Linked DNA regions of Homo sapiens: regions 1 and 3 are each linked to region 2. The links are chromatin contacts, found by Hi-C or POLR2A ChIA-PET in ENCODE. All regions are on one chromosome and are shown on one strand. Each heading gives the region's core, a stretch centred on a gene start or an enhancer-like site at or near the end of the contact. The rest is flanking DNA. Distances are from core to core; before and after follow the strand shown. Region 1 holds the start of CSTB (cystatin B). Region 2 holds the start of NDUFV3 (NADH:ubiquinone oxidoreductase subunit V3). Region 3 holds the start of RRP1B (ribosomal RNA processing 1B).

Region 1 (2,700 bases), core at 1-2,500, 880 kb before region 2:
TTCCAGCACTTTGGGAGCCCGAGGCAGGTGGATCACGAGGTCAGGAGTTCGAGACCAGCCTGGCCAATATGGTGAAACCCCGTCTCTACTAAAAACACAAAAATTAGCTGCGCATGAAGGCGCGCGCCTGTAGTCCCAGCTACTCGGGAGGCCGAGGCAGGAGAATGGTGTGAACCCCGGAGGCGGAGCTTGCAGTGAGCCGAGATTGCGCCACTGCACTCCAGCCTAGGCGACAGATCCAGACTCCGTCTCAAAAAAAAAAAAAAAAAGGCCGGGCGCAGTGGCTCACACCTGTAATCCCAGCACTTTGGGAGGCCAAGGCGGGTGGATCACAAGGTCAGGAGATCGAGACCATCCTGGCTAACACAGTGAAACCCCGTCTCTACTAAAAATACAAAAATTAGCCAGGTGTGGTGGCGGGCGCCTGTAGTCCCAGCTACTCGGGAGGCTGAGGCAGGAGAATGGCGTGAACCCGGGAGGCGGAGCCTGCAGTAAGCCGAGATCGCGCCACTGCACTCCAGCCTGGGAGACAGAGCGAGACTCCGTCTCAAAAAAAAAAAAAAAAAAAAAAAAAGAAAAGAAAAGGAAAGAAAGAAAAGAAATCCTAAAACGCAAATTCCACCAGAGAACCCTGCCTTCTTCTCATCCCTCTGATCTACCCCCTGCCCCCACCCAGCCTGGAGCGCGTGGGCGCCGTCTCCCCCTCCCTGGGCCCCTCTGTCCACCCCCTTCAGCCTTCAGTGTTCTCGGTCACAAGCGGTGATGTCCACTGCAGCCCGCACACCTGCTCCCGCGGGGCCGGGACCCCTGACCCCTGACCCCTGCAGCGCTGCGCCCCGCCCTCCCTCGTGCGCGGCCCGGACCCCGCCACCCTGCAGGATTGCGCCTACTCCGACTGCCCCTTCCCTATCGTCCCACCCTGCGCGCCCAACCCACCGGCGACACCCGGCCGCGCCCCCGCCCCGGTCCGTGTGACTCGGCGCCCGGAAAGACGATACCAGCCCCGGGAGGGGGGCGCTCCCTCCCGACACCAGCGCTGGGCGCGGAGACCCAGCCTGCGGCGAGTGGTGGCCAGGTTCCCCGCCCCGCGCCCCGCCCCGCGCCCCGCCCCGCGCGTCCCTTCTTGCGGGGCCACCGCGACCCCGCAGGGGACTCCGAAGCCAAAGTGCCTCCTCCCCGCCCCTTGGTTCCGCCCGCGCGTCACGTGACCCCAGCGCCTACTTGGGCTGAGGAGCCGCCGCGTCCCCTCGCCGAGTCCCCTCGCCAGATTCCCTCCGTCGCCGCCAAGATGATGTGCGGGGCGCCCTCCGCCACGCAGCCGGCCACCGCCGAGACCCAGCACATCGCCGACCAGGTGGGTGGGCCGCGGGGACGGGGCCGGCCCGGAGTCCTGCCTTAGCCTCAGGGCGCGGCCGCGGCTCCTGGAGCGAAAGAAGCCGCTTTGGCCCCGCTGCGCACCCCTGGGCTGGCCCGGGCTGTGGCCGTGAGAGGCCTCCCTCCGCTCGGGCGCTGCGCGCGAGTGAGCAGCGGGGGGCCGCGCCTGGGGCGCCGCTGGGGAGACATTGGGCTCCGCTGAATACAGCAAGGGCGAGTGGGAATTGATAGCCCGGAGCAGGGTGCGGTCCCTGCATGGACAGTCTCTGAGAGGAAACCCCAGGGATGAGGCGCTTCTGGTTTCAGGCAGGCAGGGTGATCGGGCGTCGCCGGCGATGGCGCAGGTGAGCAGCCGGCTCCGATCTCCACGGTGATCCGATAGCAAGCGGGTGGGAAGGGTCTGGCTAAACTGACTTAGCCAGGCTTCTTGCTAAAAGTGGATTTTACAAGGAAGTGCGCAGGTGGCCTAGGCGCTTCAGGAGCCCGACTACAGTTTGGCCAAGCAAGAATCTTTGTCAATATCCTCATCTAGTTCGGGAAAAAAATCATGAGAGAGAGTGCAAGAGGTCCCCAGTGATAAGGCACATGGGTTAAAAACTTAAGTGTATCTGCATAAAAGGTCCACAGGTTTCTTTACATGCTTCCGATTCTAGCACTGTTTCAAACTGTAAGTCTAAATAAAAAGTTAAAACACAGAAAAACAAGATAAAAACCGGGCTGGGTTGCAGATGGCAACCTTCCCTGTGTCTCGGTTTCCTCGTCTGTAAAATGGACGTCCTGTTGCTCTGCGCCTGCCAGAAGATTCTGGAGGGGCTGAAATGAGCAGGTCATCTGTGCAAGAAGCCCCCTCCGGTGGAGCACAGGCCAGGCCCGCCTCGCTGTCATGGTTGGTGACCGACGGGATGCCCCAAGCAAGAACAGGTCCAGGCGATGCTGAGGCCTGTGTTTTTTTTTTTTGTTTTTGAGACTCAGTCTCACTCTTGCCCAGGGTGGAGTGCAGTGGCACAATCTCGGCCCACTGCAACCTCCGCTTCCCAGGTTCAAGGGATTCTCCTGCCTTAGCCTCCCGAGTAGCTGGGATTGCAGGTGCTCGCCACCACGCCCAGCTAATTTTTGTATTTTTAGTAGAAACGGGGTTTTGCCATTTGGCTAGGCTGGTCTCAAACTCCTGACCTCAAGTGATCCGCCCACCTCAGCCTCCCAAAGTTCTGGGATTACATCCTTGAGCCACCGTACCCAGCTGGAACTGTTTTTTTCTACTTTATTATTAGGCTGACAGTTTAAATGTCCCTTCAGTTGTAAGAGACAATTGTGTGAAGAGCCAGT
Region 2 (4,457 bases), core at 1,695-4,194:
CCCAGGAGGTGAAGCTTGCAGTGAGCCAAGATCGTGCCACTGCACTCTAGCCTGGGCGACAGAGCAAGACTCTGTCGCAAAAAAAAAAAAAAAAAAAAAAATTTAGCCAGGCACGGTGGTGCATGCCTGTAGTTCCAGGTACTGCAGAGGCTGAGGCAGGAGAATTGCTTAGACTCAGGAGGTGGAGGTTGCAGTGAGCTGAGATCACGCCACTGCACTCCAGCCTGGACAACAGAGTGAGACTGTCTCAGGAAAAAAAAAAAAAAAAGAAAAACAACCAAAGTGCTGGGATTGTGTGCATGTAGGTACCGTGCATATGAATATTACATATTACCACTACATGTAAGTGCAAAACATTCACATGGTATACTTCTAATGGTTATTACAGTTTTCATAATGTATGTATATTATGGACATTTTGTAAAATACAAAAAGGCTGCAAGAAGAAAACACCCGAGTTCAAGGACAATCACTATTAATATTTGGTTTAATAAAACTTCAACCAGACGTTCTCCAGTGCATTTTTTTTGTAGTCTCCAATTATTTATTAACCTACAAAATACCACGTTTCTTCTTTTTTCTTTTCTTTTTTTTTTTTTTGGAGACAGGGTCTCACTCTGACTCCCAGGCTGGAGTGCAGTGGCTCAATCTTGGCTCACTGCAACCTCCGCCTCCTGGGTTCCAGCGATTCTCTTGCCTCAGCCTCCCAAGTAGCTGGAATTACAGGTGTGCACCACCGCACCTGGCTAATGTTTTTGTATTTTGTTTTTTGAGATGGAGTCTTGCTCTGTCACCCTGGCTGGAGCACAGTGGCGCAACCTCGGCTCACTACAATCTCCGCCTCGTGGGTTCAAGCAATTCTCCTGTCTCAGCCACCCAAGTAGCTGGGATTACAGGCATGCATCACCATGCCCGGCCAAGTTTTTGTATTTAGTAGAGACGGGGTTTCACCATGTTGATCAGGTTGGTCTCGAGTTCCTGGCCTCAGGTTATCCACCCACCTTGGCTTCTCAAAGTACTGGCATTACAGGTGTGAGCTACCGCGCTTGGCTCTTCTTGTATTTTTAGTAGAGATGGGGTTTCACCATGTTGGTCTCGAATGCCTGACCTCAAATGATCCACCTGTCTTGGCCTCCCAAAGTACTGGGATTACAGGCATGAGCCACCTGCCAGGCCCTATGTTTCTTTCTGTAAAATGTTTTCTTATCCTTAGAAAATAGAGTAGAAGAAATACTATCTGGCCACTAAAATGATGTAGGTATATAAAAACTGCTTCAAAAGTGTCTACAATATAAATGTGATATTTTATATTATGCCAACTCACTCAGCATATACTCACTAAGGCCTATTAAGTGCTAGACAGTACAATGTTCTAGATGCTGGATACAGAACAGAGGTGCCTGTATGTGCACATATAAACATGAAAACGTGTATGTTCATGATTGTAAGCATGAGTACATGTGCTTATGTGAACATATAAAAGCTGATAGAAATCGTTAGGAACTAGATGCTTGAAGGAGTAATGGTAGACTGTCAATGAATTTCCCTATCTGTACTTTTAAATTATTCTGCAGGCTGAGGCACGAGAGTCGCTTAATCCCAGGGGGCAGAAGTTGCAGGGAGTTGAGATGGTGCCATTGCACTCCAGCCTGGGCCTGGGCAACAGAGTGAGGCTCTGTCTCAAAAAAAAATATATATATATTATATATTATATTATGATATATATTATATATAATATATAAATATATATTATATATTATATAAATATATAAATATATAATATATATTTATATAAACATATTATATATATTATATAATATATATTTATATAATATATTATATATTATATAAATATATAATATATATTTACATATTATATAAATATATATATAATATATATTTATATATAATATATATAATATGTATTTATATATATATATACACACACGCATATATATTCTGCAGGGAATAGTTACTGCTTTTGTAATAACAGCCATTTTAAAATTTGTAAGAGAGTGAAGTGGTCTTAGCCTTATTTTATTTATTTATTTATTCTGTCCCCCAGGCTGGAGTGCAGTGGTATGATCTCGGCTCACTGCAACCTCCGCGTCCCGGGTTCATGGGATCCTCCCACCTCAGCCTCCCGAGTAGCTGGGATTACAGGAATGCACCACCACGCCAGACTAATTTTTTGTATTTTTTAGAGACGGGGTTTCGACATGTTGGCCAGGCTAGTCTCGAACTCCTGAACTCAAGCGATCCGCCTGGCTCGGCCTTCCAAAGTACTGGGATTACAGGCAAAATCCCAAAGTGTCCGCGCCCGGCCTTGGCCTTAGCTTTTTATTTGCCGAAAAGAAAGCCCTTCTTCTCCTTTTCACAGGTCAGGTCATGTCAGCTGGCTTCTCAACGGCTGTCAGTAAGTTACCAAGTTAACCAGGTCCCTGAAAGTTCCCTCATTTCCTCTCTTGGCTAAATGGAGAAGTCACTGTCCTTCAGAGAAGCCGTGCGGGAGCCGCACAGCGGCTGACCCCAGCCGCGCGGCAGCATCACCTGGGAACGTCCACCCGAGTCTGCCGCCCAGGCATGCAGCCCTCGGGAGCGCCCGTCGGCACGGGGCACGCCAGCCTCGGCCTGGGCCTCGGGCAGCGGCGGCGGCGGACCGGCTCGGGGGAACCGCGGGACGCTCGCTGGCCACATCCGGGCCTGGCCCCGTGGCGGTCAGTCCTGGGCCCAGGGAGCGGGGTCAGCGGCCCAACTAGGACGGCTAGAGGTCGCGGACAGGCCCGGACCTGACCAGCACCGCGCCCCCTCACCCCATCCCCTACGTAGGCTCGGGGCCGCGCAGCCAGCCCAGGCTGGCTCCTCCTTTACCTTCAGCGCCCCGGCTCGTCCTTGCCGCAGCAAACACGGGGCAGCCATGGCGGTGACAGCGGGCGCACCAAGCAGGGCCACAGCAGCTGCGCGCGCACCCGCGCCTGAACAGCCGCCCCTTGGGCCGACTGCGCCAATTACAGGCCAGCTGGGGGCGGAGCAGAGGCCGTGGGTCTGCGCGCGCATCCCCAGTAGGGCTAAGTGCCTCCCTTGGGGCCACGCCCCGGATCGGGACCACCAATCACAGGCAGCAGCGTGAGGGACACGTCACCGGCTGGTGCCGATCCCTGTGCCCTGCGGGCGCCTGGGCGCTGTGGCGGGGGCGCGGCGGAGACCTGCGGGGGCTGCTGGGCACCCCTCTCAGGCGTCTGCGCTGGGCCGGCTTGCATGTCCACCCGAACGCTTCGCACTTCTTTGCCCTTGTCCTCGCAGCCTTAAATCTGCGACCTTCCCTGGGGGCACAGTCTGGTCCTACTTGATTGATAGTTCTGTGTTTTGAGAGGTTTTAAAGCTCTTCAGCTCGGGACCTCGGCGCCCACACCACGCGCCCAGCTCCCTCACCCTCTGTCGGCAACGCGGCCACCACTGCTCACTGCCCCTCCTGCATGGCCCCTGCCAACGCTAATACCAGAGTTAGGCCGATTGGAAATGGAAGCTTTGTTTCACCTAAATGTTTATTTAGCAAAGAGTTCGTCCCCAACGTTAGTCGTAATTGTGGAGTCGGTGTAATTAGTTATTAGCTTCTTTCTCTGCCTCTTCTCTGCCTTCCGCCGCGTGCCCAGAGCCCCATTCGCATTTCATCGGAGATGGACGTGCCACCTTCAGCTTCCACAGGGGAAGAGGCCCTGCCACAGTCATTTAAATGGATTGTGTAGGGATTCCTGACACAGCTAGCGATTCATTGAGGTGGCAAGATAAACTGGCGGAATGAGGCCTTTATCAAAGGCCTTTATCAAAGAGGAGTCTGCTATCAAGTAAATGCAAGGGCATCTGCCACCATCCACCCTGGGAGGCAAAAAGAATAACCTTAGATCTTAGGATAATCATGAGAAGGGATCCTTTGTCCCTAAAGGGAGAAAAAAAAATGCCAAAAGATTTTTTTTTTGTTTAAATTTTTTTTTTTTTTTTGAGACGGAGTCTTGCTCTGTAGCCCAGGCTGGCGTGCAGTGGCGCCATCTTGGCTCATTGCAAGCTCCGCCTCCCGGGTTCACGCCATTCTCTTGCCTCAGCCTCCCGAGTAGCTGGGACTACAGGCACCCGCCACCACGCCCGGCTAAATTTTTGTAATTTTTAGTAGAGACAGGGTTTCACCGTGTTAGCCAGGATGGTCTCCATCTCCTGACCTCGTGATCCACCCGTCTCGGCCTCCCAAAGCCCTGGGATTACAGGTGTGAGCCACTGTGCCTGGCCTAAATTTTTTTTTTTGAGACAGAGTCTTGCTCTGTTGCCCAGGCTGGAGTACAGTGGCACAATCTAGGCTCACTGCAAGCTCCACTTCCTAGGTTCAAGCGATTCTCCTCCCTCAGCCTCCTGAGTAGCTGGGACAACAGGCATGAGCCACCACGCCCGGCTAATTTTTGTATTTT
Region 3 (4,399 bases), core at 1,071-3,570, 770 kb before region 2:
ATTCTTTGCAGAGTGAACAGGAGAAGCAAAGGCAGAGAGGTGAGAAATTGTGTGCTGTACACCAAGAACCATCACCGATTCTGTTGACGGAACATGAAGCAGTTACACGGGGCTTAGGCAGGAAGAGCACCTGAGGACAGATCATGACTTGCAGACACTGAATTTCAAAAAATATTGGTGATGTGGGATCAGATTTGTTTTAGGAAGATGACCCTGGGCTGGTCTGTGGAGGACAGATTCCTGGGGACACAAGTGAAGTTAAGGAGACCAGTTGGGGAATATGCGGGCGCAGAAGTTTCGGTGAGATACAAAGAGCCCACGGTCAAGAATTTATGTCATCAGGAGGTGAACGAGGGAGGACGGGGGTCCTCCCACTGGATGTGGGCCAGGGGAAGAGGATGAGGAATTCAGAGGAGTCCAGGACAATCCCGTGTGTCCGGCTGGAATCTGAATGGCTGGTGGGAACCAGCAACCAAAAGAAAAGAAAACAGGTGGCAGTGGAGCAGCAGCAGAGAACAGGATTTCGGGGAAAGAAAACAGAACTTTTTTTGGCATCCTGAGTGTGAGGTGCCAGGTAGAGAAGCCAGGCTAGCAAGGCACATCCGAGCTGCAAGTAGGAATGGGCTGGGACAACAATTTAGGTTTAGAAACCACCAGCATATATGGGGTACCTGGAACTGTGAGACTAAACAAAATCTCTTGGGGAGATTCTTAACAGAATCAAAGTCAGGAATTTTGGTCTTTATTCCTTTTTCTATCAGACTTCCCAGGAAAGTGTATTTTCTTTTTTTGGGTAGTCTGGTGATTTCTCTTAAAAATAAAACAAACTGAGAATGTCAGTGATGGGGGAGATAATATCTGTTCTTTTAAGCAGATTCTAAATGTATTAGTACCATCAGTAACTAAATAAAACTTTATCTTAAAACCTCTATTACACATTGTAGTTCATATTGTATGGGCTCACTCAAGAGTTTATAGAAAGTATTTTTGGATCAGGTAAATGAAATCATCCAACAGCAGTGCCGTTAAAATCTAAACTACAAAGCCCTGTGTGATCTGGCCACTGCCTACATCTCCAACTTCATCTCATAACACTCGCCCCCCCAACCCCAACTTATTGGTCTTTCAAACCACTCCTAGGGCACGTGAAGCTCTTTCCTGCCTCTGCATAGGCGGTTTCCGCTCATTTCTCTTCAGATCTGAGCTGATTATCAGCCCAGAGAGGCCTTCCCAGAACAGCCTATCAAGAAGAGCAACCTCCTTCCCTTTTTGCTATTATCTGGTTTTCTTTTTCCTTTTTTCTTTTCTTTTCTTTTTGAGACGGAGTTTCGCTCTTGTTGCCCAGGCCGGAGTGCAATGCTGCGATCTCGGCTCACCGCAACCTCCGCCTCCCAGGTTCAAGCGATTCTCCTGCCTCAGCCTCCCGAGTACTGAGATTACAGGCATGCGCCACCATGCCCGGCTAATTCTGTATTTTTAGTAGAGCCGGGGTTTCACCATGTTGGTCCGGCTGGTCTCGAACTCCCGACCTCAGGTGATCCGCCCGCCTCGGCTTCCCAGAGTGCTGGGATTACATGCGTGAGACACCGCGCCCGGCCTGCTACCTGGTTTTCATTTCCTTTACTACACTTACACAAGGTCTACTTTATTTGCCTGTTTGCCTCCTTGCTTTATTACTAATAGATCCTCGAGGGTAGTGATTTTGTCTGTCTTCTCTCCTGCAGCCCCGTCACGTAAAGGTGCTGGTCAAAGGAAGGCGGCAATCACCGACCGGACACCAGGGCAAATCAGGGCAGCCCAGTGATTCGAGATGCCGGCTGGGGAATCGGACCCATGTGGGTCTTTTCTCAGCTTCCCCGCTTACTGTGACTTTCATAAGTAACGGAACCCCCTCAACCCGTTTCCTTAAGTGTAAAAAGGCACTAGACACAGCAAGAAGCGGTTCCGGCAGCGCGGAAACCGAAGCACACGCTGGGTGTCACGACAACACGTGGAAGCCGCATTCCGTGCCGGGGCCCTGGCCCTAGCCCCAGCCCCGGCCCCCGGCCCGCCATGTGGCGCGGCTGACCGCGGCCGTGCGCCCACCTGTCTCCCTCTGCGTCTTCACGCTGATGTACTGGCGCAGCTTCTTCACCGCTCGGTCCCGGATGCCCTTCTCGCTGGACGCCAGCCGCTGGGCAAATTGGATCTCGGCCGGCTGCATGGCGGGGGCCATCGCGCCCGCTGGAGCATCCCCGGCCGCGCAACCCGCGGTGCCGCTGCAGCCAGCCGAGCGCTGCGGAGCAGCCAGCCACCGTCCGCCCGGGCCGCGACTGCACAGAAGGCGGCGGCGGCGGCGCGCGGGCTGATGGCGTCACAAAGGCGCCGCGGCTCGCAGCGCGCTCTGGGAGTGAGCGCGGCAGTGGCCCTGGCAGCTGGCGGAGCGGCCCAGCCCGTGTGCACGTGGCGCCGGCGCTGCCTTTCGGTTGCCAAAATTCAGGCTGTAGACGGCGAGGTTAGCCAGGGTTAGGACTTGACCAGGAAGAGACGGAAGGCTGTTTGTAAACGGTCTAGGATTTTTTGTTTGTTTTTGAGACAGGGTCTCCCTCTGTCGCCCAGGCTGGAATGCAGTGGCGCGATCTTGGCGGTGATCCTGGCTCACTGCAGCCTCGACCTCCCAGACTCGATCGATCCTCCCATCTCGACCGCCCAAGTAGCTGAGACTACAGGCGCGCGCCATCACGCCCCACTATTTGTTATTTTTTTGTAGAGACGGTGTCTCGCTATGTTGCCCAAGCTGGTCTCAAACTCCTGGGCTCAAGCAATCCTCCCGCGGCGGCCTCCCTGATCGCTGGGATTACAGGCTTGAGCCGCCGCGCCTGGCCACGGTCCAGGATCTTTAATCCCATTTAGCACACCTCGTTGAGCCAGCAGCTTACCTGCGATCTCCGTGGCGTGGAGTTTTTAACTGTGGAGCCCCCGGGCCCCCGGGTGGAGTTGAGACTGGAAGGAAAGGCCGGCACTGGGGCCTGTTGAGCGGGTGGAGGGCTCGCCTTCCTCCAGTGCCTGCAGAGGCTTGGGCAGATCGGTGCGCCCCTACCCCGGAGCCCTGGTGCCAGTGCAAGGGCGCCCGCGCAGGCGTCCCGAGGCCTGGCGAGCACGCGCGCTTCCAGGGGAGTTGGGCAGGGCGGGCTGCTTGCTAATTCCAGAGAGGGAAGAAATCTTAGCTTTGGGTTCATCTAAAACCCGAGGCCATCCTATATTTTGCGGACTCAGCGGGCGTGCTGGGGCAAGTTAATGGACTAGGTCACTCCACACGTAGCGGGGGTTATCTCAGTTGCTCCGCTCAGTTGTCTAGGCGACCTCCCGAGGTGCCTGTTGACACAAAAATTCAACCCTTAACGTAAAAGCGCCTGAATCCGAGCGAGGGAAGGCGCGCGGAGGCGAGGTTTCCAGCAAAGACTGCCCATTTGAACGCAGTCCCCCTTAGTGTAGCATTCCTCGCCAAACAGGAAAGGACCCATCCGATTTATTTTACTTGACACTTACATCAGGGGCTGACTTTCCTTCTGCTTTGCAGATAACAAGTTTAAAACCCCGGCTAAGCCAGAAGAGCCAAAGAGGGACCTCGCCAAGGCCACTCCTCGCTCTCTAGGCCGAGAATACTGCGCAAATTCTGGGAGGTTTGGGCCTGGCGGCTCTCCGTTCCCGACCCCCGGCGTGGATTCGTTCCCGCGCTTTCTGGCGTGAGGGGTCAGAGGGCGCGCCGACGCTCAGGCGAACGGAGCGGAGGCGGCAGCGGCCATGGGCGAAGCGGGCGCCGCTGAGGAGGCCTGCCGGGTTAGTGAGGAAGCCCTGGCCGACGCCAGCGTGTTTGAACCGTCGCCATTCGCTCCCCTCAGGGCCTCGCCCCGTGCGCTCGGAGACGGCTCGCTGTCGCGTGCTTGGGGGAAGCCTGGAGACTTCCTCCCCTAACGGCGTGGGCTGGGCCGGAGCGGGGTGGAGACCTGGGGCGGGAGGCGACTTCGCCTCCAAACCCACGCGGGGACCCGGTCTGTGAGGCTGCGCGTGGTGGGGGCACTCAGTGGCGCCAAAGCGGGCATGGGAGCGTGGGATGGATGGTCACTCTCTTCTCTGCTCCGTGGAAGCCCAGTTCCCCTCCGAAGGCCCTGGCCCCCTGCTTCGGGACTTAGCGTCAGGCTTAGAGAGAATCTGCCCTCCATCGATTTTATAACTGTAACTGATTGCATGCGATGGAGAAGGCGCTTGGACTGGGGCCAGATCCGTGTTCACATCCTGCTTCCACCCGTTATTAATTGTGCTGCATTGAGAGTCATCTAGCTCCCGTGCCTTAATTTCCATCTAGACAATCTTGGAGGCTTGGGGTGAATAGTAGATGAGATCACGGGCGGAGGGCTTG

What was found. A loop is a pair of places that touch in the nucleus more often than their neighbours do. ChIA-PET counts read pairs that join two places held with the same protein, here RNA polymerase II (POLR2A). Pooled maps may share reads with other maps.
Region 1: a loop to region 2 is called in a pooled map, with 5 times the contacts of the local background. The contact joins the promoter of CSTB here to the promoter of NDUFV3 in region 2. A Hi-C loop is called at or near these places in 2 of 168 maps with a recorded cell type or tissue (CD8-positive, alpha-beta T cell and naive thymus-derived CD4-positive, alpha-beta T cell) and 9 of 50 pooled maps.
Region 3: a map of heart right ventricle shows a loop between it and region 2 (6-fold over the local background). The contact joins the promoter of RRP1B here to the promoter of NDUFV3 in region 2. A Hi-C loop is called at or near these places in 4 of 168 maps with a recorded cell type or tissue (adrenal gland, gastrocnemius medialis, heart right ventricle and 1 more), 4 of 37 single-sample maps with no recorded cell type and 15 of 50 pooled maps. POLR2A ChIA-PET finds 5 or more read pairs at or near these places in 3 of 52 experiments (AG04449, B cell and activated naive CD4-positive, alpha-beta T cell).

Annotation. Positions count from the first base shown.
Region 1 is chr21:43,774,858-43,777,557 of GRCh38, reverse strand. CSTB (cystatin B) reads left to right here and starts at 1,250. Exons shown (of 3, transcript NM_000100.4): 1 at 1,250-1,354. The coding sequence starts at 1,289. RefSeq lists a silencer at 672-1,671.
Region 2 is chr21:42,891,796-42,896,252 of GRCh38, reverse strand. It overlaps NDUFV3 (NADH:ubiquinone oxidoreductase subunit V3), which reads right to left and starts at 2,944. Exons shown (of 4, transcript NM_021075.4): 1 at 2,872-2,944. The coding sequence starts at 2,919. It also overlaps a transcript of WDR4 not described here. RefSeq lists silencers at 2,568-2,817, 3,158-3,457.
Region 3 is chr21:43,657,481-43,661,879 of GRCh38, reverse strand. It overlaps RRP1B (ribosomal RNA processing 1B), which reads right to left and starts at 2,320. Exons shown (of 16, transcript NM_015056.3): 1 at 2,086-2,320. The coding sequence starts at 2,215. HSF2BP (heat shock transcription factor 2 binding protein) reads left to right here and starts at 2,392. Exons shown (of 9, transcript NM_007031.2): 1 at 2,392-2,494; 2 at 3,560-3,819. The coding sequence starts at 3,784. RefSeq lists an enhancer at 1,328-1,377 and a silencer at 2,098-2,287.